Linked DNA regions of Mus musculus: regions 1, 3 and 4 are each linked to region 2. Evidence: chromatin loops called from intact Hi-C (ENCODE). Cell type or tissue: heart. All regions are shown on one strand. Region 1 overlaps Megf11 (multiple EGF-like-domains 11). Region 2 overlaps Slc24a1 (solute carrier family 24 (sodium/potassium/calcium exchanger), member 1). Region 3 has its middle 5.4 kb from the start of Dis3l. Region 4 overlaps Gm36365 (a long non-coding RNA gene).

What was found. Peaks named below come from ENCODE experiments on the same cell type or tissue, not always from the same donor. Only the 100,000 strongest peaks of a DNase experiment are listed, where the experiment ranks them.
Region 1: a loop joins it to region 2, with 4 times the contacts of the local background. A loop is called at or near these places in 6 of 42 quality-filtered maps.
Region 3: it touches region 2 in a loop (2.3-fold over the local background); 5 of 42 quality-filtered maps call a loop at or near these places.
Region 4: it touches region 2 in a loop (5-fold over the local background); 15 of 42 quality-filtered maps call a loop at or near these places.

What each region holds. Positions count from the first base shown.
Region 1 is chr9:64,391,106-64,399,105 of GRCm38, reverse strand. All of the region lies in intron 1 of Megf11 (multiple EGF-like-domains 11), which reads right to left. Among named protein-coding and RNA genes, the nearest start is that of Megf11, 9.5 kb to the right of the region's middle. In heart, CTCF peaks have their summits at 1,807 (motif pointing right) and 4,758 (motif pointing left); no DNase peak of the experiment used is centred here; H3K27me3 peaks cover 1,937 bases.
Region 2 is chr9:64,933,443-64,941,442 of GRCm38, reverse strand. Slc24a1 (solute carrier family 24 (sodium/potassium/calcium exchanger), member 1) reads left to right here. Exons shown (of 10, transcript NM_144813.2): 3 at 4,155-4,208; 4 at 5,420-5,528. It overlaps Gm39361 (a long non-coding RNA gene), which reads right to left. Exons shown (of 3, transcript XR_870866.1): 2 at 7,180-7,286; 3 at 3,186-3,299. Among named protein-coding and RNA genes, the nearest start is that of Gm39361, 4.4 kb to the right of the region's middle. In heart, CTCF peaks have their summits at 3,766 (motif pointing left) and 4,762 (motif pointing right); DNase peaks (open chromatin) are centred at 4,712 and 7,092; H3K4me3 peaks cover 400 bases; H3K27ac peaks cover 4,197 bases; H3K27me3 peaks cover 830 bases.
Region 3 is chr9:64,342,616-64,350,615 of GRCm38, reverse strand. No RefSeq gene overlaps it. Among named protein-coding and RNA genes, the nearest start is that of Dis3l, 5.4 kb to the right of the region's middle. In heart, CTCF peaks have their summits at 896 and 3,074 (motif pointing left); no DNase peak of the experiment used is centred here.
Region 4 is chr9:64,775,452-64,783,451 of GRCm38, reverse strand. It overlaps Gm36365 (a long non-coding RNA gene), which reads right to left. Exons shown (of 3, transcript XR_379558.3): 2 at 6,400-6,505; 3 at 4,090-4,756. Among named protein-coding and RNA genes, the nearest start is that of Gm36365, 8.0 kb to the right of the region's middle. In heart, a CTCF peak has its summit at 3,732; DNase peaks (open chromatin) are centred at 5,791 and 7,761; H3K27ac peaks cover 387 bases.

The DNA.
Region 1 (8,000 bases), 540 kb after region 2:
AATCATGCAGACCAGAGAATGAGTGCTTTCCAGATACCCCTCACCTGATCAAGAGATGCTGGTGACCCCGCCTACAAGCAGAGCCCAGCTCCAGCACCTATCCCCAAGAATGAGTGTATCCATTGACTGGTGGGGTGCAAATGAGACCCTGGAGTTGTGTGGCTGGATTTGCTGAGTTCCACCTGCCTCTCGGGTCATCAGCCACTATCTGCATGAAGGCCACAGTCTCAGCTAACACTGCCCCCATCCCAGCATCCCCTGGTAAGCCAGCTTTGGTACAGCCTCCATCAAACTCAAGAACAACAGTGCCCCAGAGCAGGTTTCTTCTCTAGACCCATGGCTTGTCAAATGCCCTTTGCACCCAGAGCCAGCACACACCAGGGGAAGGAGACAGAGCCTCAGTGGTCCTGGCAATATCAGCCAAGGTTCCATCATAGTATATGAGCCAAAGGGACAGTAGATAAGTCCCTCCCCTTCTCGAACACACGGCTATGGAATCATGAAGTGCCACTTGCACATCAGGGCATTCTCGGTCCTCCCGAGATGGGCCTGTCTGCCTTTGCTGGTTTGTATCCTTATCCTGAATTCCTTTTCCTCTCCCTCTCTTTGATCTGAGATAGCAGCCCTGTCCCCAGTAAAGCACCATGTGCGTGCATGTGAGCGCGTGTGCATGTGTGCGTGTGTGTGTGTGTGTGTGTGTGTGTGTGTGTGTGCGCGTGCGCGCGTGCACCTATGTTCATGTGTATACGTGTGAGTATGGAGGACAGAGGTTAGCCTCAGGTATTATCCTCAACCCCTGTCTAGCTTGCTCTTGAGACAGAGTCTCTCACTGAGACCTGGTTCAGTCTCTTCCTGCACAAGCATGAGAATGTGAGTTGAGATTCTCCAGAATCCACATAGAAAGCCAGGCAGAGCAGCTCACCCTTGTAACTCCAGTACTGGGAGGCAAGGACAGGTAGATCCCCAGGGCTCACTGTGAGCTCCAGGTTCAGTGAGAGACCCCGTCTCAAAGATAGATAGATAGATAGATAGATAGACAGACAGACAGACAGACAGACAGACAGACAGACAGAAAAGGTATAGCAGTGATTAAGAACAATACTCAAGCATGTGAACACACACATACATGAACACACACAGCGTTAATGAGAGGCAGAGCCAGGACTGCAATCCACATTCACAGGGGAACACAGCGCCTGGCGCTGGGCTGTGGAGAATATGCTGGTCAGGTGTTGCCTTCCTGAGGAAGCCTTTGGGATGCCGCTTGTGACCTAAGATGGCCAATTATGTGTTAGGGATTTTAAAGGAAAGGAAAAGACACACTTCATCCTCTCTGTGTTCCAGGCTAGCTCAGGCCTATGGCAGCGGGAAAGATCCCCTGCTGTTCCCTTCTGCAGATCTAAGCCCAGGAACTAGAGGAGCAGGGGGCCCCTGCCCAGACCTGCCTTCAGAGACTATCTGTTCTCCCAAAGCCCAGGACCTCCACCTACAGACCCAGGGATTTTACCTGACAGCTGGAAGAGCTGAGAGTAAAGCAATGGTTTCTGGGTGTTTTCTGCTGCCTTCTTTCCCTGAATTCCGTGAAGAAAGTCTGAACCAGAAAAAAAAAAAAAAAAAAAAAAAGGAAAAAAAGGCTAAAAAGGCTTATTATAATGACCTTCAGGAAAAGCACTACATTTTTACCTTGAGAACTGCAGAGCTGAAAGTGAGTCTGTATGGACCATGCAAATGAGATGCAAACACAAATGCAAATGACTTAGGGCTATCCTAGCTGCCACAGTAGCAGCTCTCCCAAGCCCAGGACGCCTCTAGAGGGAGGCAGAGAGAAGAGACAGAGGGCAATTAACAAGTGTCCTGGGGACTCTGAGGCTTGTCTAGAGATGGGAGGAAGAGCAGGGGACATCCTGAAGACCTTAGAGAAGTTGTAGGCCCCAGGGTGCTCTGTGCACTAGGCTACCCAGCCCTGGCAAGATCTGTCCATACTGGGCCTTCAGTGTGTGCAGAAATGTATGCAGACACGAGGGTGCTGACACTCAGAGGCGCAGACAAAAAACAGACCAAAAGTCACACCACGAAGACACACCCCTTTTTATGACACTGCTCGGAAACAGATAAGAGGTACATATTCGTAGAACACACAACACACCAAGAGGCATCAACACCCACAAAGACCCACATACACAGACACAGGGCAGACAGCAGGTCTGTCTGGAAAGAAAGATCCAAGTGACTAAAATACCTGCTTGACCAATATGGCATAGGAACTTGAACCCATAAAGGAGCCATAAGAAGTAAGACTGCTTATTTAATATTCACGGACAAGGAAAAGGAGGAGCCTCCAAAGGGGAGCGGAGCCAGGCATGCTATTGTATGCCTATAACCTGACACTTGGGAGGTGCATGCAGGAAGGCCGGGGCATCAAGGCCAGTCTCCACGGGAGTCTAAAGCCACTCTGGGCTCCATAGGACCCTGTCTCAAAAAAAAAAAAAAAAAAAAAAAAAGCAAAGATGAAGAAGACCTGATACCTCACAAGCAACAGCAAAGAGCAAGAGAAAGGATTAACTATTTCTGCAGTGATGGAGAGCCCAGGCTTGGTATGTGCCCTCTACGCTGAAGCTCACCACAGCCCAAGACAGATTTCTTTTTTGAGAGATAAAGACTTTCCAAGGCTGACCTCAAACTTGAGAACTTGAGATCCTCCTGCCTCAGCCTTCTGGGTGCTGTGATGACAGAAGGTTATCAGTATGCCCAACCTAAGATACTGTAGTTTTTATGGGATTTTTGGGGGTTTTTTGGCTGGTTGGTTGGTTGGTGGTGGTGGTTGTTGTTGTTGTTGTTGTTGAGACAGGGTCCCATGTAGCCCAGGCTAGCTTCCAACTCACTTGTAAGCCCAATCCTTCTTCTTCTACTTCCCATGTGCTGAGATTACAGGTATGCCCACAACCCCTGGTATTATGCATGTCTAGAGATTGAATCTAGAGCTTCATGCATGCTAGGCCAGCACTTTCCTACTGGTCCATATGTAGCCTCAGCTCAAGCCCCCACCCTTACCCCCATTTTCAATGATGTCACATGCTATAGCATTTCTCTCTGTCCAGCTGCCCCGGAACTTTCCCAGTCCTAAAGGGATTGGGGACACCTTGCAGTCCCTTGCCTGGCAGCCTGGCCAGCGGGCTTTCACCCCACCTGGTCCTTGGAGGCACTTGGGCCTTTTTCCCCATCCTGCATCGTCTCTCGGCTGAGAGTGCTCATTAATTCTGCTCTGTGGCTAATCTAATTTGGAAGTCTGAGGGAGGAGAGGATGGAAGTCTGAGGGAGGAGAGGAATGATTTCCAAATGGGATACAAGACAGGGTTTTTAGAAGCCACCTGTCCCTGGGTGACTGTTCACAGAAGAGAATGACTCTCTCCCCAAAAGTATACAAACTTGAAATGCCACCCAGCCCACTCACTCCACCACACACAAAAAGAAATGTGCTTTTCAGAGAAAAGAATGAATAAGCTTTCTTGCTTCCTGCACAAAGCATGGAGTCAGTCTGAGAAGTCACCACCCCTCCAGGTCTCTGTGTCCCTAGTTACCTATGAAAGGCAGAACAAGCCAACTTCCTGACATTCACCCCATGATGTCCCCCGGAACGGTGACCTGTCCCTGGTGACTCACTGCTCATGCCTGAGTGGAAGGGCAGCTGAGGCCTGGTCTCCAGTCAAAGGAGCAAGACAAGCTCAGAAAAAGACCCAGAGTGAAGCTCACCCACCACCCCGAGCCCCAAGCTCGGCTACCCAGGACCCTTTCCATCTGCCCTGTAACTGCTTTAGGTGAGAAGAGAGCCCAGAATGGAAGGGGCAGCCTTAAAACACGAGGCCTGATTATCAGCGTGCACCCGAGGGGCTGCAAAATGCCAGCTTGCTGGCTCTGAGTGTAGTTCAGAGCCTCAGACTCCCTTTCCAAATTAATATTCATGGGGCTGGCATGCCATTTATTTGCATATGTAGATTATTGCTCATCCTCTGCAGGAAAGAAAAAGTTTGGGGGTGTTTATATTTATTGTATTTATTTTAAGCTCTGGTGATAAAGCAGACGGGTCAGGCAGGGGAAGGGCAGGTTGCTGGGGCAGGAAAATAGATCCTAGAGATAGGATCCGCCAAACCAACTCCAAAGCAGTCTGTGGAAGGCATCCCATGAAGCCCTTCCCTCAGAAGGCCCTAGAAGGTCACCATTTGAGATAGGCATCCAGTTGGGGCCTGTCACTTGAACTTTCCAAGACCCTGCTTCTTTTATTCAAATGTGTTCTCATGTTTGCACGTGCCTGGGGACTAGGTGTTGAGTGTTAAACCTTGTTTAAGGAGGAAGCCCAGGTTTAGAGCCTACATGCAATACAAGTTCTTACTAAGCTGTGGTGCCCTAAGGAGGTTCTAGCCCACTCCCTCCTCTGCTAAACACCTTACGTGCCTGGTACCTCAGAGGAGCTCCCACCCTGCCCACTGTCATCTGAAGCCATCAGCGACTCTGAGAACCTTTATTCAGTCTTCTCCTGGTCCACTGGCCTCACCCCCTTTTCTTTGTCAAATAAAGTGTTCAGCGGAAAGCTGGCAGTCTGAAGTAAGTTGTTCAAAGTTCTGGGGATTTGCAAAAGCAACAAAGCAGTGTGAGACCAGAAACCAGCAGACCAGGAATGGCAAGAATGTCCACAAGATACTTAAGTATAAATAGATGAAGGCCAGCCCTGTGCTGCCCCCAGCGCCCCCTGCTGGCCACCTCTGCTCCCTGAACCCTTGCAAGACAGTTACAAGGTAACTGTCAACTGCCTAAAGTAATGTTCCACATACGGGAAGCATTCATTAAAATTAGTCCCTTCAATTGAGGTTGAGTGAAAAAAAAAACAGGCTTTTTTTTTTCAGGGAAATAATCTATTTCTCTGGTTTATGAATTCAATAAACACCCGCTGAGAGCAGGCCTGGTGATGCATGCCTGTAATCCCAGCACTCAGGAAGATCAAGAGTTCAAGGTCATCTGTGGCTACACAGCTAGTTCAAGGCCAGTCTGTGCAGTGTTAGACCCTGTCTCAAGAAATTAACAAATATCCATTGAACTGTCCTGTATTGTATGCACAAGGCCCTGGTTCAACCACCACTACTACCACCACCACCACCTAATGGCCGCAGTGCTAGCCACAAATAAGGGCCCAGCCTATCTCATCGAGGATCTCAATGGGTTTAGGATCCAACTGGGAGAGATGAGGAGCACCCTGAAATAATGCTGAATAACGACACTAGCGGTGTCCTATTAAACATGGAATTCATGGTGTGAGCAGTAATTGCTACAGTTCAGGGAAGGGGAGGTCAATACTTGGAGATCACCGTGGGCACCAGCACTTAGGGAAGCTCTAATGAGGATACAGATTGAAGCAAGCCTTAAAGGGAGGGCTACTTCAGAAAACCCAGAGAAGGGCAGGACTTACTGCCATGGCAAAGAGGCCTAGGGGTAAGGTGAGGAGAAGCCCAGAGGTGAGGTGGGTAGAGACCTAGCAGGGGAGGGAGGAGAGGGGAACAGGTGAGGTGAGAAGAGAGAAGAGGCTTAGCAGGGGAGGAGGGAAGAGGCTTAGCAGGGGAGAAAAAGATAAGATGAAGGCAGACTGTGAAAAGCCCAAATATCTACGTGGGGAGCTTATGCCTCATTTCATGAATGAAAGGTTCATGCTTTGGAAAGATCTCAAAGGAAAAAAAAAAGATAGAAAATCCCCCCAGCTGCTTGACAGTGGCCCCAGAGCTACACAATGGGCTCACAGTGTGGATTCTGAACCCACAGCCACTTCTGCACTGACATCCACTCCGTCTCCTTAACAAAGTCCCTCAGACTGTTCTAGAGAGCACACTAGTCTCTGCACGGCAAGATGACAGAGCAGGAGGCTGGGTGTCATCACCCAGAATGCCACCGGAGTTTTCTCAGGCCAGGGAGCTATGTCCGAGGAAAACAGTAAAGATAGAGGTTGTGCTTAGACATTGGGAAGAGAGCATAGGAGTCATGGGGTTAGCAAAAGGCTCTAAGTTGGTCCAAGCACTGAGAATATGGAGACATCTGAGAAATGGATGCCATCAAAAGTCATGATGGTTGCTAGGCATCAAATATTGCTAATATTACCTAAGCCAGGTCACATATACTCCTGGAATCCCAGCACTCAGGAGGATGTAACTGGAGAACTGACAGTTCAAGGTCATCCTCATCCACCAGTGAATCTGAGGCCAGCCTGGGCTACCTGAGTCTCCATGTCAAAAATGCACACCCCAAACCCCCACAGTGAAGAGAAGGATGATGATGGTGGTGGTGGTGGTGGTGATGATGATGATATAATGCTGAGACATGGCCTAAGAGGTCAATACTGAGAACCAGCTAGCACTGAAGCCAGGAGTCCAGCATTGTGAGGGAGCAACAGGAGCGGCCTCTGATCCACAATGGCGATACCTACCCCACAGGTACCATCAACCACTATCCTGGGTTTGTGGCTCAGTGGGTAGAGCACTCGCCCAACATGAAAGAAGTCCTGGGTTGAGTCCCCAAACCACTTAAACCCAATGAGATGATACATGCCTGTAATCCCAGCACTCAGGAGGTGGAGGTGGGAGGATTCAAAGGTCAAGGTCCTCCTCAGTTACACAGGGAATCTGGGATGTATAAAACCCTGTCTCAAGGCAGTTTCTGTGGTTGCACAGGAAGATCCTATTTTAGCCTGATTTGTTGTATCCCACCATTGAAAAAGAGCAAAGCAGGCAGACAGAGCTTTCAACCTTCCTTGGCTTCAGCGCCAGGGTCTTGGAATGTGCCCTGATTACTACCACCTCTAGGAAGCCTGTCGTGACTGCTGTGCCTCCCTCTGATGGCATGGTTTTCCTCTATGGTTGCTTTTCTGGCCATCTTGCCTCCTCTACCTCTGCCTCTGCCTCCTGAATATCTATGATGGCGATGGTAGAATCCACAAACATCTCCTGAATTTGGTTATATATTCCCTGATGTTCAAAAAGTCAAATCTTCAAACCCTCCATTTGCCTTGTATTGGTCAAATGTAGTCATTGGGCTAACTCAGATTTATCTTCCTAATTAATCCCATTATATAGATGAGTAACCGAGGCACAAAAGGTTAAAATACTTTGCCCAGAGTCATGAGGTTGCTGGGATTTGAACTCACGACCTTTGGAAGAGCAGAGTAGAGAGGACTCAAACCTGGGTCTTTTTTTTTATAAAGATTTATTCATTATATGTAAGTACACTGTAGCTGTCTTCAGATACCCCAGAAGAGGGCATCAGATCTCATTACGGATGGTTGTAAACCATCGTGCGGTTGCTGGGATTTGAACTCATGACCTTTGGAAGAGCAGTCAGTGCTCTTAACCACTGAGCCATCTCTCCAGCCCCCAAACCCGGGTCTTAAACTCTCTGTAGCTTGATGCTTTTGATCCTGTCCAATTTTGTTCCTTTCTGAGACTCCATAGCCCATCAAGATTGTTCTAGACCAACTGTAAACATCTCTTCCCCTTGCCTCTGCTTAGGGCAGGCATGGCACTGAACTCACAAGTTCAGCCAAGAAGACAAGAGGCAAAGTTTAATCAGAGCCTGGGGAAAGGCTCCCTTCTGTGTCTTTTCTGCCACTGTACATGATTTTGAGGACTTGGAACCACTGCAGCCATTTTGTGACCTTGAGAACAAAGGATGAAAAGTATCTGAATCTTCGATGATGTAGCCAAGCCACTGAAAGAAACAACCTTGGAGCAGGAAATAGCCTAGACCTCTTGTTATAGGAGATACCAAGTCCCTTATTGTTCCTGCTAGGAGAGTTCAGGTCTTCTGTTGCTTGCTGTTCTGACACCCTCTCCAGTCAAGGGCTCTTGTCTCTATAGCTACCTGAGCTGTTACGGATGATAAATGAGATATATTAGTCCTACTCCCCACCCTCACTGAGCCTACCCCAAGGTTGGGCGTTCAATAAAGATTCGATCTATATTTGATCT
Region 2 (8,000 bases):
GGCGATTGCACAGAGGAGCCTGAAGATGGGGCATCAGGTCTGGATGTGAAGTGTGAAATTGTGGGTCGATAACAAATGTCATAGTCAAGGGAGGTCCAAAGAACTGAGATGAGAGAGAAAGAGCAGGGCCTGTCTTATACTCGCAGCCTGTCAGGTCTGTGACACAAATCAAACACACTTCTGGCTCTCCTGGAGCTCAGCTTAATGGAGGAACTGGAGCTGGTCCAGCCTTTGTGGTGCCTGGTACTTCTTAAGAAGGAGAATATAAAACCACTTCTACAAAATTAGGCAGTAAAGGGAGAGAGGCCCTGCAACCTAAGCCTCATCAGCTACGCAGTAACACGTTCTCCTTGGTGGGGAAGGTGGAGGAGTCAAAGCTAATAGTTACGGCATCCTGTAGGAATGTTTAGGCAAGTGTTCAGGGACTTCAGAGGGTCAGGGAGGTCTGGTAGAGCGGGATACAGGAGGCTGTCCTGAAGGAGTGTGGTCTTGCCATCCTGTGCTGAGGTTGGACCAGAGGAGCGGGACCATCTGTGAGGAATCAGACTGCAGCCGTGCCGTACAGGGTGTGGCCCCTGGCATCAGCAGCTGAACACTTGAAATGAGTGCAGAAGAGGAAGTGTGAGATGCCCACCCAGCACCCGGCATTCCAAAAAGAATGTAAAACAGTTCAACCTCTTCACGTCCATTGTGTCGCAGGGACACACCTAGAGGACTGCAGAGATAGGCCAGTGGTAGATCACACTCGTCTGATACGTTTGACCTATGAGTTTGGTCCCTGGCACAATAACAACAACAAAGTTTAGCTGGGTGGTGGCGGAGGCACACACCTTTAATTCCAGCACTCAGGAGACAGACAGACCTAGATCTTCATGGGTTCAAGGCCAGCCTGGTCTACAGAGTGAACTTCAGAACAGCCAGGGCTGTCTCAAAATAAAAAGTAGGTTATGAGAATGCGGCCCAGGCTAGGTGGGGCGGCACATGTGCTTTATGCCAGCATTTGGGAGGCAGAGGCAGGCAGGTGACTGTGTGTTCCAGGCCAGTCAGTGCTGCATAGTGAAACCCTCTCAAAACTAAGCCGAACAAAAAAGAACCCAGTGCTGCACTGTGGACGAGCAGGGGGCCCTCTCTCTTGGGGACAGTGGCATTCTAGAACATAGAGGAGGAACACAGTGTGACTGGTGTGCTTGAAAGTCACTGTGGGGGCTGGAGAGATGACTCAGTGGTTAAGAGCACCAACTGCTCTTCCAAAAGTCCTGAGTTCAAACCCCAGCAACCACATGGTGGCTCACAACCATCTGTAATGAGATCTGATGCCCTCTTCTGGTTCATCTGAAGACAGCAACAGTGTACTTATATATAATAATAAATAAATTAAAAAAAAAAAAAGAAATTTAGAAAGTCACTGTGGCTGAGGGGTGGAGAATGAACCTGGAGGCAGGAGAGTGGAGGCCCAACTGAGCAGCCTGGGCCCAGCCTGGGCTGACTCACTGGTATGTGCTGTAAGGCAGACAGAAAAGTATGCTCATAGCCACTTCTAATTCTAGTTCCAGGGGTCCAACACCCCTTTTTGACTTTCTTGAGCACAAGGCATCCACATGATACAGATACACATGTGAAGGCAAAAACACTCGTTCATATTAAACAAACCGGTTTTTTTTTTTTTGTTTTTTGTTTTGTTTTTTGTTTTTTAAAGGTTGACATAAAAGCCTGTTGATCTGAGTTTGATTCCTGGAACCCACAAAAAGTGGAAAGAGAATCAACTCTGCAAAGTTGTCTTCAGACTTACACACACACTTGCGCATGCACACACACACACACATACACACACACACACACACACACTCAAGCCCTCACACAAAGCAACAATAATAAACAAAATATAGTCATTTAAAAGAAAGGAAATGGCTGAGAGTTGCATAAGTGTGTGACTCAGTATTCAAGGCGAGGGGGGGCTAAACAGCAAGATCATGCACCCCTCCCCCACCCCACAAAGGGCTTCAACACTAGAAGTGCGATCTGAGACTGCCCATGAGCACACAGAGAGTTATTTTAGCTTGAATAAATCTGAGCCCCAGAAACCCATGAGGGATGTGCACTGTGGAGCAAAGATCAGTCTCTTGGCTCTCTGTGGACAGAGCAAACCGTTCAGAAGTGTAGCCTGCCCCCACTTGTCTGCCTCCAGCGGACTCGATAGGAGAAAGCAGAGGTGGGCAGGCAGTGATCAGTGAGGTGAGTGGGGTAGTGGCAGCTAGGGCTGCGGGCCACCACCTCTTTCTCGATAACCTCTCAGGTGTGTCCTGCAAGCTCTAGAGGAGCTTATTGAAGCACACAGCTCCCCTTCACGTTCAGCTTGGTCATTTCATCTCTGTGGCACTCACCTAGACGGCCATTCTCTAACAGTACCAGCCATTCAAGCCTTCCCTACCCTTCAAAAGCCGTCACTCCGTCCACTGCAGGAAAAGCCGTCACTCCGTCCACTGCAGGAAGCCTTCCTGAGCACCTCACATAGCGGCACCATGTATGCCTCTTTTATTGTGACCCAGGCTCTCCTTTGCTTTCATCTGTGTGACAGATAGGTCTCAACTCCTTTCTGAATGCAAACTCCATATCCTCAATATCTTTTCTCCTCCTAGCCACCAACACAGCCCCTTATCTAGCACAGTGCATGTGCTCACTATACGAGGGGAGTGACGGGGCTGGACGGGAGGGTAGCCTGTGGTCGGGTGGTATTTTTAGAGCTGAACAGAGAAGGAAGCTGTTCTGCTCATGAGTGGGTCTTAGTGGCTAATGAGGGAAGCAGAGGGAATGTAATGATAGTCACTAAGGCAACTGTGTCTAAAGATAGTGTCACAGGCCACCTGGGATTGTCTGTGAACCCTCCTTACCTTTGTTGAGAGCTACAAGTCAGGGGACCAGAGATGACTACATCAAAAGATCACTGCATGGTAAAACAAACAAACAAACAGACACACAGACAGACAGACAGACAGACAGACAGACAATGTAGGATCTAGGGGATGGTGGTTTACTTCTGCAAAGCACTCCGTAAAGGGGGCTGAGGTAGGAGGATCACCACAAAGGCCAGCCTGGACTGAATAGTGAGTTCTAGGCTAACCTGGGCTACATGGTACACCCATCTCTAAAAATAAATAGAAGACTGGACTCTAGTTGAGTAGCCAAGTCATATATCACCCAGATGGCATTTCAAGGTTACAAATGCAAAGAAAGTGAGTCTGCTGGGCTTCGGGTTTCTTCAAACTTGACCTCACTCCTCAGCAGTCCGTCCCACGGCTCCCCTAAAACACAAGCACTGAGCTGATCCCACAGCAAGACTTTTGAATCGCAAGATGTGCTAATGCTGTTCAACTTTCAAGGGGAAAGTGGGGTTGAGGGTGGGGTGCAGCTCAAAGGGTCATGGAGAAAGCTTTATACAAGAAGCGCCCTGGTTTTCTGAGCAGGAACAAATGATATGATCCGGGTTAGCAGAGAGGAACAGAGGGAAAGGGCATGAACAGGGCAAAGGAGTAAGAATTGATGAAGTGACTCTACCATCCACTCAGTAAATATACCTCATCTTTATCATGTCTGTTCACATGAAAAGAAATTGGGGCAAATGCGAGGGCAGAAAAGAATAGGCACCTATAAGAGGAGGCTGGAGAGATGGCTCAGTGGTTAAGAGCACAGGCTGCTCTTCCAGAGGTCCTGAGTTCAATTCCCAGTAACCTCGTGGTGACTCATAACCATCTGTGATGGGATCTAGCGCCCTCTTCTGCTGTGAAGGTATATACGCAGGCAGAACACTGTATACATAATAAATATATTTAAAGAGATGAACCGAGGATGGTGATATTTAAATGGAGACCTGAAGTAAAAGGAGAGAGGAGCCAAAGAAGGGCAAATAGGAGGAGAGGGAGGAGGAGGAAGAGGTGGGGGGGCCTGGGATGTGCTTTCCAGACAGGTGACACATTTGAGACAAAAGGTGGTGGGCATGTTGAGACATTTTTTTGAGGACAGATTAGATCCTGGGGTGTTTTGGGTTGCAGTAGCAGCTTTCCTAGAGAGAAGAACAGGAAGGACAGGTAGAGATGAAAAGGCAAGGTCTCTCCGTGACATCTTGTGACTCATCTCTTGACTTCTGTTCCCCTCTGCAGCCCAGTGAGGATGCTGTCGAGGAAAACGAGCAACAGGACAGCAAGAAACTGAAGGTGGGTGATGTGTGAAGCTCGCCCAGCGGAGGCAATGCAGCATCCTGGTTTGAGCAGGGATATTGCTGGGTCTCAGCATATGTCTGAACACCAGGTTGCTGAGGTCCTGATGCTGTGCAACCCGGTCAACTCAGGGAGGCCTGGGAGGCCTGGGAGGCTCCTGGGAAACATGAGGGTGACCCGGGAAGGAGCAGGCTGTGTGGTTAGGGCCTCTAGGCTCCACACAGTGCTAGTTTGGGAACTAAATTCTTAACGTCTGTCCCAGACAATCAGATTCTATATCTGTAAGACCTGATTTGCACTAGAGAAACTCAAGTTCTAATCTCTAATCTCAATGTTGATTGATAGAATTTCTATTACTGATGGCTTCAGCATATCCAGAGCTAAGGAACTAGGGGGCAGGGCCTAAGGTTTCTGAAAGACTGGCTTAAGGCACGGTGTGGAAGAAGTTATAGGAACTTTGAAAGGAGGCAGGAGTGGGAGTAGGGGTGGGGGTTGGGTGGCTGTGGGGCTGAAACCTCCTATATCCGTTGTAATAGCCATAGCCACTAGGTGGCAGAAGAGTTCAACTGGAGCGACGTAGGGAAGGAGAAAAGGGTAATCTTAGAGTATTTCAGTGTGCCGCTATGAATAGGTGTGTGTCCTATCTGTGTGCAGTACAGGTGTGCCTACTTTGGTGCCCTTGAAGGTTTCTGAGGGTGTAAAGTTAAAGTGGGCTCGCAATTAGTAGACCTGGATTGCTAGTTTGACTCCCTGCTTGACCTCGGCTGTATCACCTGCCTTTGCGTGTCCTTTTCTGTAGATGGGGATCCTAGTGTTGCTTATCTCTGGGTGAGGAACAACAACCACGCACAGCCAGGCTCGCTGTGTGGACCGTAAAGGGCTGTGTACAGCACAGCAGCCTGCCTGTGTGGAAGTAGATGAGTGTGTGTGTGTATTAGAAAGGTTGCTTGCTGGGAGGTGCAAACCTTTCCACCACATGGTACCACCGATCCTGGTGGAGGTTGTGGGACTCACGTAAGGTGCAGAAGGAGCTTGTCCCGGAGGACGAGAGAGAGATGGGAGCGAAGGAAGCAGGGGCTCAGGGCTAAAGACGCCCTCTCTCTGGTCTCTGTGGGAAGGAGGCAGGTTGGAGGAGAGGCTCTCCTGCAGCCCCTCCCCTGACCCGGGCAGGGACCCACTGAGGTCTGTCCGGCTCTCCCCTTGCTCAGCTCCCGTCTGTGCTGACCCGAGGGAGTAGCTCGGCCTCGCTGCACAACAGTATCATCCGCAACACCATCTACCACCTCATGCTCCACAGCCTGGACCCCCTGGGGGAAGGTAAGCAAGACCGACACCCGCCTGTCTCCCCGTGCCATGCCTCCCCTCCCGCTACCGGAGAGAATTTGGAACTTGCAAATGCTAGTGACCGTGGGCTGAGATGAGAGGACAGTTATCTGAGAAGAGAGTGGGTAGGGAAAGCTAGACAGCCTGGAAGACAGGGAATGTGTAAGGCCTGGTCTCATCCAGACAGAGCTATGTGGAACATGGCGGCTGGGGTCCTTAAGTAATACTCTAATGTTTCTCTGCCTCAATGTCTCTGTCTGTATAATGAAGGGCTTTATCTAAAGCCAGACCACAAATACCATGGCCTATTTAGATCTGTGTTGGGACAGATTTAGTGTCCCATAGGGATGCTTCAGGGGACACCTCCACAGCTCTCTGGCATCTCTCTTTGCTTTGTATTCAGCTCTGGAGTCCTAGGAAGTTTGCTCTCCCCACCCCCGCCTCCACCCTCACCCCTCTGCTTCAGCCAGGAGTCCTAAAGGACACCCCAGGATATGTCACATCCACTTCTGGGGGTGGAGGAGCGGTGCACAGGGTAAATGCAGTGTCTAAGGTGCTGAAGTTGAACTTGACATAATAGCAGCAGTGAAGAGTCCCATACCTCACAAGTCTTTCCGCTTGATTCCCCAGAGTGCTACCCCACATGTCTCTTACCACCCTACTGCCTGCCTCTCAGGAAGTCTCCAGGTCCCTTTGGTCCCACCTTTTCTGGGTCTCTGGCGCAGAACTGAGCCCAAGTAGGAGGTCCACTCAGAAAAAGATAATGTTGGGCCAAGCCAGGGCATGCAGTTAGGCAGGAGAGCCTCAATATAGCATGCAAGAAAGAGTCCCAGGAAGACCCCTGGCGCCATGGCCCCTGGCACATTCTAGGACCTCAGAATTTCATGAGGCCCTGACCTACCCCTTCAGACACATTATGTGTTTAAAAGCATATTGTACTAGAAAAAGCAGTGTCGAAGGTAAGTCAGTGAGAGTTCCCTTAGAAATTCTTCAAGGTGAGCCTGGGCGACATGGCAACCAGCCCCAGTACCTCTAAGGAATAAGCAGATGGGGGCAGCCTCAGGTGCTGAAGGCTGGAGTGGACCTGTCCTGGCTCTCTAGGTCATGCCCAGTCATTCCCAGCAGAACCACTGACTCTAGCCAATTCCTGAAAACAAAGAACCTCTCCTGCATGGACTGTGGGGCTCCCAGACCCAGCCACCGCTGTTATCAGGCTGCCAGCTGGCCTGCTTGTCCTAACAGGATTATGTAATGCGCGGGCCAGGCCGAGGTCAGAGGAGATTGGCACTAAGGAGATGATCCAGCCATGCTGGGTGGGGACAGGGCACTTGAGGGAACAGTGCCAGGGAAGCTGGTGACCGTTGTCCCAGCCAAGACCTGTTATATGGACTGTGGGTGCGGTAAGCCACGGGCCAGTGAATGACTGCAGGTGTGTCCTGGTATGCAGCTGGAGTCTGATCATTTGCCAGTGCTTCTGCCTAGCGGGGCTAGGTCCTCCCAGGTTCCTTTGTTCCCAAGCCACCCCAGCCGTCTCCCAGGCAGATTCCAGGTGGCTAGCCATCCAGATGTTTCCGCCCTTCTCCGGTGGAACTCCCCAGATCCAGCTCTCTCCACGAGAGATGATCCCTGTCCTCTGAACTCTCACCTCCCCGGCCAGGGTGGTGTTTTCCTCCCTCGACTCCCATGTTTATCTTGTGTTCTCAGTCAGATGTGTGGGAGAGAGCAGCAGTGGAGGAGACATCTGGCAGTGACCTGGGAAACGAGAGGCCAGGGCAAGTGATGTGAGTCCCTCTAGCCAATCAGATGTGCCAGGGCAAGTGATGTGAGTCCCTCTAGCCAATCAGATGTGCCAGGGCCAGGGTGGGGAGCCCAGCCTGCCTTTCTTTGATTATGGCGGTCCTCTGTTAAGCAGGATACTACAGCTATTGATTGTGCTTAGAGGGCTCTGGGCCTTCTGGATCTAGGTGACAGAGTTGTTCTGAAGTTCTAAATGCTCCAGGAAGACCAGCTGGGTGCCAGAACACCTTGTGGGACCAGAGGGGGCCATAGCAGCAAACCTGTACATGAATTTACTGCCAAGGCAGCAGCAGCAGCTGAATAACTCAGAGGGTTTAGGGCACAGGTAGCAAGGAGGAAATGTCAGGGTTGTTTTTCTCTTTTCTGACCATCCTGGAGTCACGCAGAGCCTTCATTCCATGCAGCTTCCCACACTGTATCTTCTCAGCATCCTTGCAGTCTGCCTGACTCCCTCCCCCATTAGATGATCTTCAGGGTCTCTTCCGACTCAAACTCACCTAGATCTAGAACACTGGGCATTTTCTCCATAGAACTCTGCTCTTAGTGGGTAGCTGCTATCAGTCTACCACCATCACTGTTACAGCCAAAAAGCAACCCAGTGACTTTTTTCTAGGGGCTTTTTAAAATTCAGTCCTGCATAAATCCACCAACCATCTACAACTACAACCC
Region 3 (8,000 bases), 590 kb after region 2:
TCAAAGAGTGGGGCTGGAGAGATGGCTCAGCAGTTGTGAGTACTTGCTGTTTACCAGAGACCCAGGTTCAGCTGCCAGCACCCACACCAGGCCTCTCATGACAAGCCTGACAGGGGATCTGACATCCACATCTGCCTTCAACAAGCTCTGCACGTATGTGGTATGCATACAGATATATAGGCACACACATACACACATCAATAAAAGTAATTTTTTTGAAAGAATGGGATTTACTTTTCAGATGACCAAAATGTGTGTTACACTTGCCGTTAAACATATTTATGAAGAATTGAATATATCTGTTAATATAATAACCCATAAATTATATATATAACTATGGGTATGTTTATAATTGTATAGGTAATATAGAAGGTATATAACTATAATAAATAAATGTGGTTATTTGTGTTTATATTTAGTTGAGTGTATTTACAATTATACATACTTTTATTTCATTCCATTTTGGTGTTGGGGACTAACCCCAGGGCCTAGCACATGCTCTACCACTGAGCTACACCCCCAATCCTGAACTGTACCTCTGAAGGGAGCACTGTGTGGTCCATAAAGCTGCTAACAAATTAAATAACTGTGGAAAAGAAGTTTAAGTATTGTGAGTAGTTTATCATGGCCTGCTTGGTGTTGATCAGCTATATCCTATTTAGTTGGTTTTTCCTTTTTACTTTTCTGCCAGATGATGAATGTAACAGGCCATGGACAAAAAACTCCATGTTACCAGGATCATAAATCTCATGCCAGCATTAGCCAATAAGTAGGGTTGCCCGTAAGTCTGCATCCGCTAATGAAGAGGCCGGCTTCAGGTTACTGTCTACACTTTTATATACACGGAGAATAACTGCAGTTCCAGGGCTCAAAGACTTCCCCTTCCCTCTGGCTTCTGGATCAGGGATTGGCAGGTGCTGGGAGCTTCAGAGAAAGGGAAGTGTTCTGTGATCACTGTACTGCCTCCAGCTAATTAAAGAACAATGTTAGGGGACTGGAAGGGCACCAAAATGCCTTCCAGTCACAAAAGATAAGGCCTTGAAAGCTAAATGGTAAACAAGACAAGATTCTTACGGTTTCTAAAATCTAAGCTGGTTCTCTCATGGGGCTTCTAATATCTCTTGAAGTGTGTGTGTGTGTGTGTGTGTGTGTGTGTGTGTGTGTGTGTGTGTGTATGTGTGTGTGTGTGTATACAAGCTCTCTACAGAGATGAGCTCTTCACAGTCTGCCCATCAAAGCTCTGCACAGGAGGCATGCTGCCCAGGGCCCAGCTGCCCACTGTGTCAGGCTTGCTCACAGAAGCCACCAGGTGAAGGAGGGCTCAGAGAGGGCTGACATCTTAAATTCACAATTCAGATTTTCAAGAGATGCCAGGAGTCCTCTCACCTAGCCCAGGGATCCTAAGAATGGGTCCTATAGCTCACCTCCTCTTTTTTTTTTTTTTTTTTTTTTTTTTTTTTTTTTGGTTTTGTCGAGACAGGGTTTCTCTGTGTAGCCCTGGCTGTCCTGGAACTCACTTTGTAGACCAGGCTATTTCCAACTCAGAAATCCGCCTGCCTCTGCCTCCTGAGTGCTGGGATTAAAGGCATGGGCCACCACACCTGGCAGCTCACCTCCTCTTTCTGAGAGGCTGTTGGGTAGGAGTATAAAGTGTGGCCTTGCTGCCCTCCCCCAGTTGAGGAGGGGACAGCTTTGTGCAAGGCTCTAACGTGAAGTCTGGGCTCAGGATGATGACGCAGCGCTGGAGCCATGCAACCTTTGCTCACTGAGCCATCTCAGTAGCCCGAGATTCTTTTTTTTTTTTTTTTTTAATCATCTTGGTAGCTGGGCATGGTGATGCATGCCTTTAGTCCTAGCCCTCAGTAGACAGAGGCAGGTGCATCGCTGTGAGTTCCAGGCCAACCTGGTCTACAAATCGAGTTCCAGGACAGCAGGGGTTGTCCCACAGAGAAACCCTGTCTCAACAAACAAACAAAAACAAAAAATTGGTAGACAGAATTCTAAGACCTTCCAAGATTCCTGGCCCTTTGGTGTAGACACACTTTATCCCAGTTACTTGTTCAAATGAGAGTCTCGGTGGTGGTGTGGAGGGCCTTTTAAACAAAACTTAGATCCCAAGTGAGTGACGGCTTATGCCTTTAATCTCAGGGCTCGGGAGACTGCGGTGCAAGGATTGCTGGGAGTTCACGCCACCCCAGAACAGGTAGAGACGCTTTGTCCCAGAAAACAAACAAACAAGCAAGCAAACAAGCAAACAGTTGGGAATAAGTGCCATTTCTAGTTTCTGTCTGTATTCTCTTGCTTTTTAACCAGATAGAAAAGTACCCTTTCACGTGCCTTTTACCTTACTTATTAAGCAATGAAAATAAGTAGATGTTCCTTATTTAATTTATCCTAAACCTGGAGGTTCAGGATCCTGGTCAAGTATTCCTTGTTTTCTTTCCCATTTCTCCTTAAACTTTGTTGTATTTCTATTGATTTCAGAACTCTTAGTCTATTGACACAGATGTAAAATGGGATTTGCCCACCCCCAACTCAGATCTGTGCAGTAACAAAGCAGAGTAAACAGGAAAGCTCTGTGTGATGAATTTATCCAGCGGGAAAAAAAATATTTATCAAGACCTGCTGAAACATCCCTACAAGATGGACAAAAACTTAATCTCATCAAAGAAAATCAATCAAAAAAATTAAACCACAAGAGCAATGTTTCTATTTTTGAATTGTAATTGGCGAGCCAGATGACTGAATTTTCTTCTACTCCGCCTCAAGACTCAGGAATTTATTTTCTTTTTTTGGTGTTAATCAATGAAGCTTAGCTTCTAATTAATGTGGAAGTATCCAGACCCTTGAGCTCCTTGAACAAAGGTTTTGTTAAAACACTAACCTGTTTGCTTGTTTCTTTTTTGTCTCCAGTAATTGGATACATTTTAAGAGTGGTATGTGAAAGGCCAAGGCTTTCACTATCAGATATTCCCATGGAAGGGATCAAGTGAGGCACTTAGTTTGGAAAAAAAAAAAAAAAGAAAAAGGAAAAAAAAAAATCGATGAAACAGCACCTCCTAGTGGTAGAACACTAGAGTTACTGGCAGGTACAGTGGAAATTTGGCTGAGACCCTTATAAGTGTAAAATTAGAGCAAGTTAGCAGAACATCTCAGAATAATCATTGCAAACTGTGTTATTAGAGTTCCTTGAATGTTCTGAATGGCAAATCAAAGATTAATATTAACCTTCAACATATAGGAAATGAAATCTCCCTTAATACAGGTAGCAAAGTGATCTTAGCAAGCACTGCACCCCACTGCCATGGGGTCCAAGTGAGAGCAGTTGACTCCAGCTAATGGGGTAATTGTAGACACGCACAGAACCTTTAGAACCACTAATTCATTGGCATCATGACCCAGAACCTCCTGTGCCAAAGCTCCAGAAGTTAGGTAAATGGTGAGGTCATTAACTGAGTCATGGTTTCCAATTCTGTAGGCCATTGGGTTCCTGCGGCCAGCCATACAGAATGTACCCTGAATCCTACAAGTGTCTGTGTTTACTAAGGACAAGGCTATATGGCTGGGTCAATGCTATAAGAATTCTGTAGCCATTCTGCTTAGGTCCAAAGTCAACTTTGCCACTCTCTTGCTGTGTGTCCTGGGTGGTTGATTCAGTCCTTCCTACGTCATTTCTTTTCCTGGAAAACATATTTTTGAACAGAAGTCAAGGTGGTGCTTTTAGGACTAAATGCAAGAACACAGAAGTTACAAACTGGGCATGAAGCTGCACACCTAGAAGCCGAAGCAGGGGGATTAAGATGTGGAGGCCCTGGGCTGCATAGAGAGCCTTTCTCCATCCCACACCCAACTGTTGTGCCGGGAAGGGTTCACAGCAAAATGTGCCAGGAAGGGTTCATGAACACCCCTCCCCCCCAAAAAAAAAACAAACAAACAACAACAAAAAAAAAAAACCACCAAGGAACCGTCTCCGATGTAATAGCCTTAGGGTTTCTTTATTACAAGCTCAGGCTTAGGCTCTCCTCCAACCCAACTCTGACACAGCAGGACTGGAAGGGAAAGTGGGAGCAGCCCTGAACCCTCAGTAGGACACATTTTATAAGAAAATAGGAGCGAGCGAGGGGTGAGGGAGGGGGTGTCCAGTCTGGAAAGCATCTAATAGAACGGCTATAAGCTGATGGGTGGGTGATCTGAAGCAAGACTATATTTGATCACAAACAGTTTGAAAGTACATCTGAAACAATCAGACTAATCTTTGATTAACTGTTGCTAGGAAGTAGCTAGGGAGTAGTAACTCTGGCCAGGGACAAGCCGTGGGGCCTTTCTAGTACATGGGTATAGCTTGTGTTCTGCTGTAGGTCAAATTCTCAGGCTTTTTTTCCCTTTAAGATGGAGGCCGGTCCTCTCAAAACAAAAGAAAGAAAAGGAAACGACCTGAAGGGGAAATGTGTTGGTTAATCTCAACTGCCAACTTGGTGAGCTCTAGAAACACATGGGGAAGTGGGCCTGTGGGACTGTCTGTGAGGGATTATTTTGATTAGACCAACTGAGGTAAAATTACTCACTCACTGGGCAGTACCATTACCTGGGAGGGATCCTGGGCTGTATAGAAAGGAGAATGTAACCAGAGTGCAGCAACCATCCCTCTCTGAGTCCTGACTGCGGACACGTGTGACCAGCTGCCTCACTCTCCTACCTCCCTGCAGCACCCTCATGCCTACCATGAGGGACTGCTTCCTGGCACTGTGGGCCAAAAAAAAACCCTTTCTCCATTAAGATGCTCCTGTTAGGTGTTCTGTTTCTTTTGTAGCATCCACATGCCATAGTGTGCATGCCCCGGTACATATGTGACATCAGAAGACAAGAGGAGTCCACTCTCTGCTTGTGGGTCCTCAGGCTTGGCAGCAGGTTCCCTTGACACTAAGCCATCTCAGCATCCTCTTAGGAGTGTTTTATCACAGCAACAGAAAGGGAAGGAAGAAGGGGAAAAAGAAACAGGAGGAAAGGAAAAGATGCCTAGAACAGTCTTTATCCTCAGTTACGAGCCAAGATGCCTCAGCTGGGATTAACTGGTATAATGCAGATTACCAAAGAGTTGCAAACCTTGGATCATCTTTGACTCTTGGGATCGTACAAACTACCAATGGTGCTCTCTTGATTTAAGCCAAATGGCTGAGAAGCAATCAAAAGCAGTGTATGGCCATGAGAGGAGACTGCAGACGAGAACAGAACGTCTGCATTCTTACTTGGCATCCTGCTGCATTGTTTGTGTTGTAGTAAGCATGTTGTACTGAAGTCAACATAAATAAGTCAATAAAAAGTAAATACACAGAATATTGCAATGACTGCTTCTGCAATGCACTCTCATCCTTTCAGCTCATCCTCTGGAATTTCTTTTGTACATTCGCCATTCTGGGCCTCTCAGCAGAGTTGCCCCCTCCTCCCCAGGCTAACCTTTAATGAGGCTTAGGTTATGATCCAGTAGACACTGAGCTCTGCATTCCCAAAGTGCTTCTCTAAGAAGGCTTGTTGGTACTGTGGCTGGTCCACAGTATACGTACACTGATGCTCAGACAGAGAAAGATGGAAGCCATACACCAGGGAAGTAGAGCTCTGGCAAGAGATTTCCACTGGCCATAGAGTGCTGGAAGCAGCCACCGTGTATTACTATATCTAGGCAGCCTGCTGTCCGTGTACACTTAGGTTATCAGAGAAAGAATCAACCTAAGAGAGAAGCAAGCCACCAGATGCCCTGCCCAGTTTGGCGCTGTTACCCTACAAAGCCAGACCAGGGCAGAACACACTGGTCCCCACCAGCTAGAGGACTGTCTAGTTTAGTATGAGTGTAGAAATCATCCAACTGCCTGATGGTGTGTATAGTATCAGACCAATAGGTATTTGCTTATTTGTCTGTTTTCAACACAGCCTTGCAACTCTTAGACAAGTCTCTTCATGTACTCTACCAACTAAGCCACCTCCCCAGCCACCTCAGTCTCCTTTGTTAACTGGAAGTATACATTGGTAATGACAGCTGACCTTGAAGTCTTGAGCCTGCTTTTCCTTTCCCTGCCTGACAAATGTTCAGATTCCCATCTACTCAGAACCCCAAAGGGTTTATCTCACCTGTACAAGAGTCCTCTGGTCAAGGAGAGGCCAAGTTCTGCTTCCACAGTTGTTCAGGAACCAAAGAAGACAGGGGGCTCTGCCATCTTTAATGTTGGGCTGCCAATGCCCTAGGCTTTGGCATCTAGCTGATGCAACGCTAAGAGAAAGCATGTAGGTAGGGGGCTGGGTTGGGGAGTATTGTGAGCCATCCCAAGAAACAGTGCTATTAAACTCTGACATTCTGCCAAATGGAACCCAGACACATGGCCACCACCCATCTATCTGTGAGGGAGGCAAGACAACATGGGTCATCTGAGTCCCTAGAGAAAATGTGGACATAAACTTGACAAAGAGAGTTCATCCATCCTATCTACCATAAGGGATCACATATGGAAGCAAGAGAAGTTAGGACTGCAGGTGTGTAGAGACTCAGGCTTGGCTTAGTAGCTTATGGAGGGACTTCTGCCAAAAGAGGTAGATAGTGAGCTGGGCTAAAGCTGTCCCAAATGATGAGGGTGAAGCTGGTGATGGAGTGGATTTAGGGCTGAGGGGGTGGCCAGAGCCTCCTGGTAAGTTGCTTATATATTCTAAAAGTTCTTGGTGTTTGCCTTCAGAGCTTGAAGAATAGCACACCTCCTCCGCTGGCTGTGTGGTCATGTGACTAGTTCTGGCCAATGGCAAGACCAACAGCATTTCTTCCAGGAAGAGTTATTTGTTGGTGTGAGGCTTTCTAGAGGACTCTCTCCCCTTTTTCCATTGAGCAACAATGTTCCAGAGAGATTCCCCACTCCACTAGCCTGGATCCTACAAAAATGACATTCGGTACCCATGCAGCACCTTGACCTAGACACTGAGAATTTTTTAAATTAATTTATTGATTTGGGGGGACTCAAATTTCAAGATAGGGTTTCTCCCTGTAGCTCTGGTTGTCCTGGAACTGGAACCCATTCTGTAGACCAGGCTGGCCTCAAACTCAAGAGATCCTCTTGCCTCTGCTTCCTGAATGCTGGGATTATAGGTGTGTGCCACCACTGCCCAGCTAATTAATGTATTACATTTTATGTAAAGTCAATCTGTGTTGTACAGCAGGTACCCTTATCTGCTGAGACATCTCACTAGTGAAGAAACTGATTTTTTTTTTCAAGACAGGGTTTCTCTGTGTAGCCCTGGCTGTCCTGGAACTCACTCTGTAGACCAGGCTGGCCTCGAATTCAGAAATCTGCCTGCCTCTGCCTCCCAAGTGCTAAGATCAAAGGTGTGAGCCACCACTGCCCAGCGAAAATTTTTTTAAGTTTTATATTTCTGTAACATAAATTAGTTTATTCTGCCTGATAGGCACTTTTTTGGTCCAGAGGTCTCAGATGGCAAACAAGACAAACCACCCACCCAACCAAGCAAAAGGGCCTGGCTTATTACAATAGGTCATCATCATTTCTAAGAACTAAGGAATCATGGTCCTCAACATAATGGATAAAGCCAGGCCTGGGTGCATGAGAATCCCAGCACTTGGGGGGGGGGGGGTAAGTAAGAGCTCATGGCTAGCTTCAGCTACATGTCCTGATCCTGTCTCAAAAAGGCAGAGAGAGAAAGGAGAGGGTGTGAGGGGAAGAGAGGCTAAGTACCAACTAAGCTACAGCCTTATTTTAAATACTGATAAAAATCAACTCTCAATAAAACTCTAGCTATGCTCTATTCCTTAAAGGGTGGTTCATTTGCAGACAATTTCTAGCTACAAAGTGCTGAGGAGAGATATTAAGGGCAGATTAGTACCTAATCAAAGTCGTTCTTCCAATCCATAGCATCAGTGGCTTAAAAAAGATAGGAAGGGAGCTGGGGAGGGATTGGTGGACAGTTATCTAAGGCATTTTTTATGTAGAGAACAATTTTGGCTACTC
Region 4 (8,000 bases), 160 kb after region 2:
CCAGCATGCAAACATGCACACCACACCACACACAGATCCACTTACACTTACAAAAATAAATAAAAATAAAGGAAAACGGAGGGCCAGCAAGATGGTCCTATGGTTAAAAGTACTAGCCATGAACACTTGCCAACAAACTTGACAAACTTAAAATCTAGTTGGTAGAATTTTAAGAGCAGATACTCTAAAAAAAAAAAAACCTTATTTATATATATTTATGTGTGTGGTTATGAGTGTGTGCACCGTGTACATGCAGTGGCCACTGAGGTTAGAAGAGTGACTTGGACCCTCCAAAGCTGCAGTTCGAGCTGGTTGTGAGCTGCCCATGTGGGTTCTGGGAACGGAACTCGGGTTCTGTGCAACTGAAGAACATGATGCTCTTACCTGCTGAGCCACCTCTGCAGCCCCAGTGCATATAGTTTTAAAAGCAGAAATCCCAATACCTCCTTCAAAAAAGATGCTCGTGCATATAGATACATAGAGGCAGGAGCAACCTTTTCACTGTAACCACCAAGGACGGGGGAGATCAGAGAAATTGCAGTATGCAAATCATGCCAAACCTTAAGCACCAAAGTATAGTAGAGTTTCAACAAGAGAGGAAAAAAAAGTTACCAAACCATGTGGATGATATAACACAATGTAAAAGTGAAAAAGTAAAACTACATTTTATATGCATATCTATACATGCAAGTAATATGCAAATAAATTAATTGCAAGTTATATAAACCAATGACAACTTCTATTAGCTGAACACGTGGCAAATGGAGGCTTTTTTATGTCTATATTGTGTGACTATTTAAACATTATTTTAATTTACATACATGTGTATATGTAAATGTATCCCACAGAAGAGGGCATTAGATTTTCTGGAGCTGGAGTTACAGGAGGTTGTGAGCTACCCAACATGTGTTCTGGGAAGTGAACTGTGGCCCCCCGGAAGAACAGAAAGAGCTCTGAACTGCTGAGCCATCTCTCCAGCCCCTGTCTAAATCTTTAAAATGAGGATATGTTTGTGTATTACTTGGCCTATTAAATTTAAAATGTAATAAGATATGAATAAGGGCTGAGGATGGAAGTCAATGGTAGAGTCCTTGTAAAGCATGTGTGAGCATATGTTTGACACATAGCAACACAAAAACTGAGAGTGGGGCTTACAGGGGAGCTTTGTAGGCACGGTGGCATATTCCTGTAGTCAAGAGGCCAAAGCAAGGCAATCTCAAGTTCTAGACCAGCCTGGTTTACATAGTGAAACTCTCATGAAAACGAGCAAGCAAGCAAATGATACCTTAAGCTCTAAAGTCTAAAACAGATGGGGCTGCAGAGATGCTGAGTGGTTAGAGTTCTGGATGCTCGTGTAGAGCACAATTTCCAGCACCTACCTGGCAGCTCACAACTGCCTGTAGCTCCCGTTCCAGAGGGTCTGATGCCCTCCTCTGATCTCTGTGGGCACGGGGAACACATGTACTGCACAAATATTATGCAGGCCAAGCATCTATGTACATACAAAAATTTAAAACTTTCCACTAAAGATCTAAATCAGAGGATATTATTTCTGAGGAACAACTTATAAGTTATAGAAATGATTTGGATTTTCTAAAATTACAAAGCAAGAGTGAGTCCAGCTGCCAAGCCTGCTGGCACACGACTTTGATTCCAGCGCTGGGGAGGCTGAGGCAGAGGATGTGAGTTTACAAAATGGTCTACATAATGAGTTCCAAGCTAATGAGGTCTATGCAATAAGACTCTGTCAAAAGAAAAAACAAAGCAAACAAAACAAAAAACAAACAAAAAAAGGCATCTAGCTAATGCTGAATTGAGATTATAACCTGTTATTTAATTGTGAAAATGTAGTTAAGAATCAAAGTCAACCAAAAATATATGGATATTTGACGTTAGATAGAAATTGACTGATTTTTATCTTCCTATTTTTGTCAGGATAGAAAATACACAGAGGTTGAGGCTTGTCTTTTATGTCATTGGTTTCTAGTTACTTAAATAATTGATGTGTCCTTTATTAATATTTTACATTGACCAGGATTGGCAAGATGGATCATTGTAAAAGTGCTTGTCATGCAAGTTTGGAGATCCAACTCCGGTCACCAGAATCCACATAAGAAGGAAGACAGAGAGAGCTGACTCCTGAAAGTTGTCCTCTGACCTCCAAACTCAGTGGCACAATTCCCACACACGTGTATCCTGCAATCAAGCAAACACACACACACACACACACACACACACACACACACACACACACAATTTTATCTTGACCAGCATGACTTCAATGAGATGGACTGTCCTTCTTTGCATGGATTTTACCCTCTTATTACAAAATACCATATGTTTAAAGTGGAAAGAAGGAAAACATAGCAAGTTATAAAGGAAGATTGCAATCCTATCGTCAGTTTGAATTTGCAGGAATCCCCCATTTTACATATGGATGTTCATGGAGTTGGGGTTAATATTGTACACTTTGTGCCCTTGCTTTTTTTTTCCCAATTTATGTTTTATTACAAGCATTTCTGTTTATCATCAAAGACCCTTTTGTGATATGTGTGTATATGTGTGTAAGTGTTGTCTGCATGTGTGCATATGTGTGGGGTCCACTTGTCCACACAAACACAATGTAGACCTCAGAGGTTAGTGACTGGCTTCCTCTTGAGTCTCTTTTCCACGACATTTTTTGAGACAAGGTCTCATCAGTTACACTCTGATTAGCAGAGCATGAAAACCTGATGAAACAGGCTTGAAAAAAAGTGTATTCATTAGTGTGTGCTAAATGCTGTGTTGCAAGGTCGGGGACAACTTACTGTAACTGGTTCTCTTCTTTCTTGGGGATCGAACTCAGGTCATTAGACTTGGTGACAAGTACCATTACCCACTGAGTCCTCTTATTGCAACTTTTTATTACTTCATTTTGTTTTGCTGATACAGGATGTCACGAAGCCCAGGCTTGCCTTGGACTGTAGCCAAAAATGGGTTGCACTAATACTGGGATTACAGATTATTTGTTGTTGGGTATGGAACCCAGGGCTTCAAGTATGCTAGGCAATCACCCTACCAACTAAGCTACCTTCCTAGCTGAGGATGGGCTCTTCATGATGCAATCTGTTTTAGAAAATATCTAGTTTCCTCTCTGTTCTAGTGTCTGCCTGTCTGATGTCCCTTATAGGCAAAGAGTTCTTCCACAGATCGTCTAAAGCCATCTATGACATTGGTGAAAATGTTCACACGTATGTACGTATGTATCGTTTACAAACCCGAAGTTCACAGTGAAAGAAAAGATTTGTGAAAGAGACTCCTCTGAGTGACGTCTGTGCGCAGGAGATGGTCCTGTTGTGACTAGGTGCAGAGAGACAGCATAGCATGGCTTAGGGTGTCAGCTCATATTCAGACCACAGATAAACCCTGTCTCAGGACACCAGGAGTGATGCACCACTGCTCCCATCAAGGTCTTAGCATTTGAATATTGGCAAACTGATGCTGTCTTCTTCCTTCCGGTTCTCAGGAGAACAGTTTGTAGGTGCGCGGGATATGAACAGGAGAGATGATCCACAGCGATATCTTCTACGTCTCAAATGAGTAGCATCCGCTAGCACCCATGTTTGCTAGAACAGGGTTAAGATTTTTATCTGAGGCAAATGTGTTCACAGCAGGTGGCTAGCAACCCAAGTGCAAACACCAGGCTTTCCCATTTTCTTGTAAAATAACGAGACACCTAGTGGTCACAACATGAAATGCATTTCTGAAAAATATTCAGTTACTATCCAGGTAAATACTGACCACCCCAATGTTTAATTTGACAAAAGTAATTATGTACTTCCTGGTGTGCCAGGGTATTTTGTATCCCAGGTTGCTCTCAAACTAGCTAAATGTGACTTTGAACTTGTAATTCTCTTGCCTCTGTCCCCTGAGTGCTGAGATGACAAGGATGTGTGACCATGGTCAGTTTGTATGGTGCTAGGTATGGAACACAGGGCTTCCTGCTCACTAGACAAGCACTCTGCCAACTGTGATACATCCCAAGATTCCAAATGGGCTGTTGTTAGAGAATTTACTCAAAGACAGGATCAGACCAACCGCTGAGCCACATTAGATAAGCGTAAGACACATTGTTTATTATATTTCACAGCACTCCATAGCTTTCAAAGACCTTTCAACACTGCACCTCTTTTCTGTACAATAAACACAACAAAGCTGGAGATAGTGATCAGCGGGAAGCGCTTATGGTTCTTGCATTACATCAGAGCTCTGTTCCTCGCACCCACATCGGGTGGCTCACAGCTGCCGTATTCAGCTCTAGAGATCTAATGCCCTGTTCTGAACTTCACGGGCACCTGCACACATGTGACATGTACACACAGAAACATACACACCTGCACCCGCACATATGTGGAATATACAGATACATGCACATTTTAAAAAACAATAAAATAATAGGGAAATACAATAATAGTATTTCCTTATAGGTTGGAGCTCCCCAAGGGAAGAGGTCACAGCACTCTCCCCCAAAACTGACTCTGTGTCCAATACATAAGGACTAGGTGCTTGGTAAACGTTTGATGAATAGGGAGCTGGAGAATTGGCTCAGTAGAAAGCAGTGACTGCTCTTGCAGAGGACTTAGGGTTCCATTTCTAGCACCTACATGGCAGCTCACAACTGTAACTCCAGTCCAGGGTAACGGACATCCTCTGCTGGCTTCTGTCGGTGTCGGCACTCAGTGCGGGCGGTGCACAGATAGACATGTAGGTCAAACAACTATGTACATAAAAGAAAATAAATATATATTTTTTAAGTTTGATGAGTTGAACTGACTGAGAAGCTAGCTATCCCAAGAAGCAGGATGGTTTCTCACCTTTCTTCTATATGAGGAAGCAAAAGAGCACAGGATAGAGAATTGCCTTTTAGGTAAATAATGATTCACTATGACCCATCCCCTACATGGCTTGGCTTTTGCCATGTCCAAACAGACAAACAGACCATGTAGGAAAGCCATTGGCCTTCATCTATTTTGTTTTGCTTCTAAAAATTTATTTCATATATATATAGTGGGTGTGGGTGTGGGTGTGGGTGGTGTGTTTTGAGTGCAGTACCCTCAGGGGCCGGAGGAGGGGGCATCAAAACCCTTGCAGCTGGAGTTACTGGAGGTTTTGAGCTGCCCAATGTGGGTATTGGGAACTGAACTCTATTCCTCTAAAAGAGCAGCATGCACTCTTAACTGCTGAGCCTTCTCTGTAAATCAATGGCTCTCAACTTCCCTAGTGATGTGTAATATAATCCTATAATATAGTTCTTCATGTTGTAGTAAGCCCCAATCAAAAATTTGTTTTCATTGCTACTTATAATTTTGCTGCAGTTATGGATTGTAATGTAAATACCTGTGTTTTCCAATAGTCTTTGGTGACCCCTGTGAAAACGCTGTTTGACCCTCCAGGGGCTCTCGATCCACAGGTTTAGAACCACTACTCTAGATCCTCTTCTTTTGTTTCAACTTAGCAGCCACAGTCTTAACTCCATGATCAGGGACCCTTCATGGGATCATGTCTATGTCAGAGTGGTTACTACTTGACCTAAGTGAGGCTCTGGAAGGAGGCCTTCCTCAGAGGAGCTTCCATGTTAAGTGAACTAGGCCCACCCTCCACGTTCATCTCGTGATGGACTCCTGTAGTCCTAGCCTTACAGATCACATGCTCAGCCTGGAACCCAGAGCATAGATAGAACATTATGCTTACATTCCCCAGGCTTTGCCAAAGGACTCATAATCCCAAGTTGTCTTTGGCCAGGCTTTGTTTTTGGAAAGCACTTTAGGAAAAGGCCCTCCCTCATCACTCACATGGAGCAAAGCCAACACACCATGAGCCAGTGTTTCTCAGACCGGGAGTCATAGACTCCTAAGCATCCCATGGATGGGTTCTCGGGTCTAGGGGTTATCTACAGGCATTTGTGATTTCAGGTTTCCTCTGTGGTCATGTGCAGCTAACATCTTCTGGATGACTTGGCTAGCCACCTCATGCATGTGTATATGTGTAACACTGAAGACTAAACTGGGACCTTGTGTATGACGTTAAGCATGTGTGCTACCACTGAGCCACACCACCAGCCCATTCATGCGTGGATCTTGAAATAAGATTGCACTGCTTCCAACTAAGACATCCTGGGGGCTGGGGACAGAGCTCAGTTGGTGGAGTGCTTGCCTAGCTAGCATGCACAGAGCCCTGCTTCCATTCCCAATCCTGCATACTGAGCACGGCAGTGCAGGCCTGTGACGCTTGTACTAGGGAGAGGGAAGCAGGATTATTGTTCAGGGTTATCTCTGGCTACAGACTGAGTTTGAAACCAGCCCGGGATTCGTGAGAATCTATCAACAAAACAAAACCAAACCAGAAAACAGGCCCACGTACTTGGAGATTGTTGTAGGGCTCAGACCCCTGAGCAAACGCAGCTGCCAGCTTCATCAGAGCAACTCTGCCTGCTTGCAAGGAGCTCCAGGCTTATTCTCATTCCCTTCTATGAGGAGGAGGAGGGGAAGATACTGTATTCTTTTTTTAAAAATATTTTTATTAGGTTTTTTCCTCATTTACATTTCCAACGCTATCCCGAAAGTCCCCCATACCCTCCCCCCCAATCCCCTACCCACCCACTCCCACTTTTTGGCCCTGGCATTCCCCTGTACTGGGGCATATAAAGTTTGCAAGTCCAAAGGGCCTCTCTTTCCAGTGATGGCCGACTAGGCCATCTTTTGATACATATGCAGGGTACTGTATTCTTACCTGAGATTTCAACCACACCTCCCAGCCATTTGTCTGCCACTCTGTTCAATTGCACATGGCTGAAGCCTTGGAGGGCTGGGGAATTTTAATGGAAGGGCCTCTGCCTGGCTGGCTAGGAAGAAACCATCATCCATGCTCGGTAAAGACTTTTCAAAGCAGCTGCTCAGGAGTCGCCACACTCCTGTCAGTTGCCCCTCACACAGGCTCTATAAACGGGCTCCCGAAACTCATTGGTCCCCCAAGATGAACTTTGGTAGAATTGAACTTTGCTTTGCCATTGGCATTTTATGAGAAGGGGGGTAGATGTTGTGTACCCCCTCCCTGGGAAGTAATTCTCAAAATAGAGATCAACTAAAATTATAAGTGATTTTTTTTTACTGAGATATAACTCACATGTTATAAAAATTTATCCTCTGAGTATTTATCCTATTTTGAGTATTGGCATGAGCTTGTGCAGTCCTCACCACTATATAATTACAGAACATTTTCACCCCACCCCCAACCCCACCCCCAACCCCACCCCCACCACTGAAAACCTCCTCATATCCATTAACAATCTTTATTCCGTTTCCTCTCTAGCCCCTGGAAATCGCTAGTCTACTTTCTATCCCTTTGGGTTAGACCACTCTGAACATTCCATTCAAATGGATTCTCAAGATAAGCTATGTCTGGTTTCCTTCATTTAAAACAGTTCCAAGATACATCCAAATTGTAACATCAGCATTCCTTTAATTTATTTTGACGTGTGTGTGCATGTGTGTGTGTTTGTTTCTCGCATGTATGCAGGTGCCTGTGGATATCAGAAGAGGGTGTCAGATCTCCAAAATTGGAGTTACAGGCAGTTGTGAGCTACCCGTTATGTGTGGTGGGAACCAACTTGGGTCCTCTGCAGAAGCAGTATACACTCTTGACTGCTGAGTCGTCTTAACTCCCCACCCTTAGTTCATTTTTTTAAATGGCTGAGTGATTTCCCCATTGCCTTTCACTGCCAATCCGCACATCTGTTGATGCACATCCGATTGGGTTTTCCTTCCTGTCCACTAGGAAGAACACTGCTACAGGAAGGTTGTGGGTCTAACATGTGAAAATCAAGTTCTTCAAATGTGTTCTTGGGTCCCTGACTTCTCAAATTTGAGGAATACTGACCCAGGCTCACCCTTCTACTCAATCAATGAAGAAATTGTCAGATCCCACTCACAGACTCATGGGAGTGTCTCTGACTTAGACGGTGA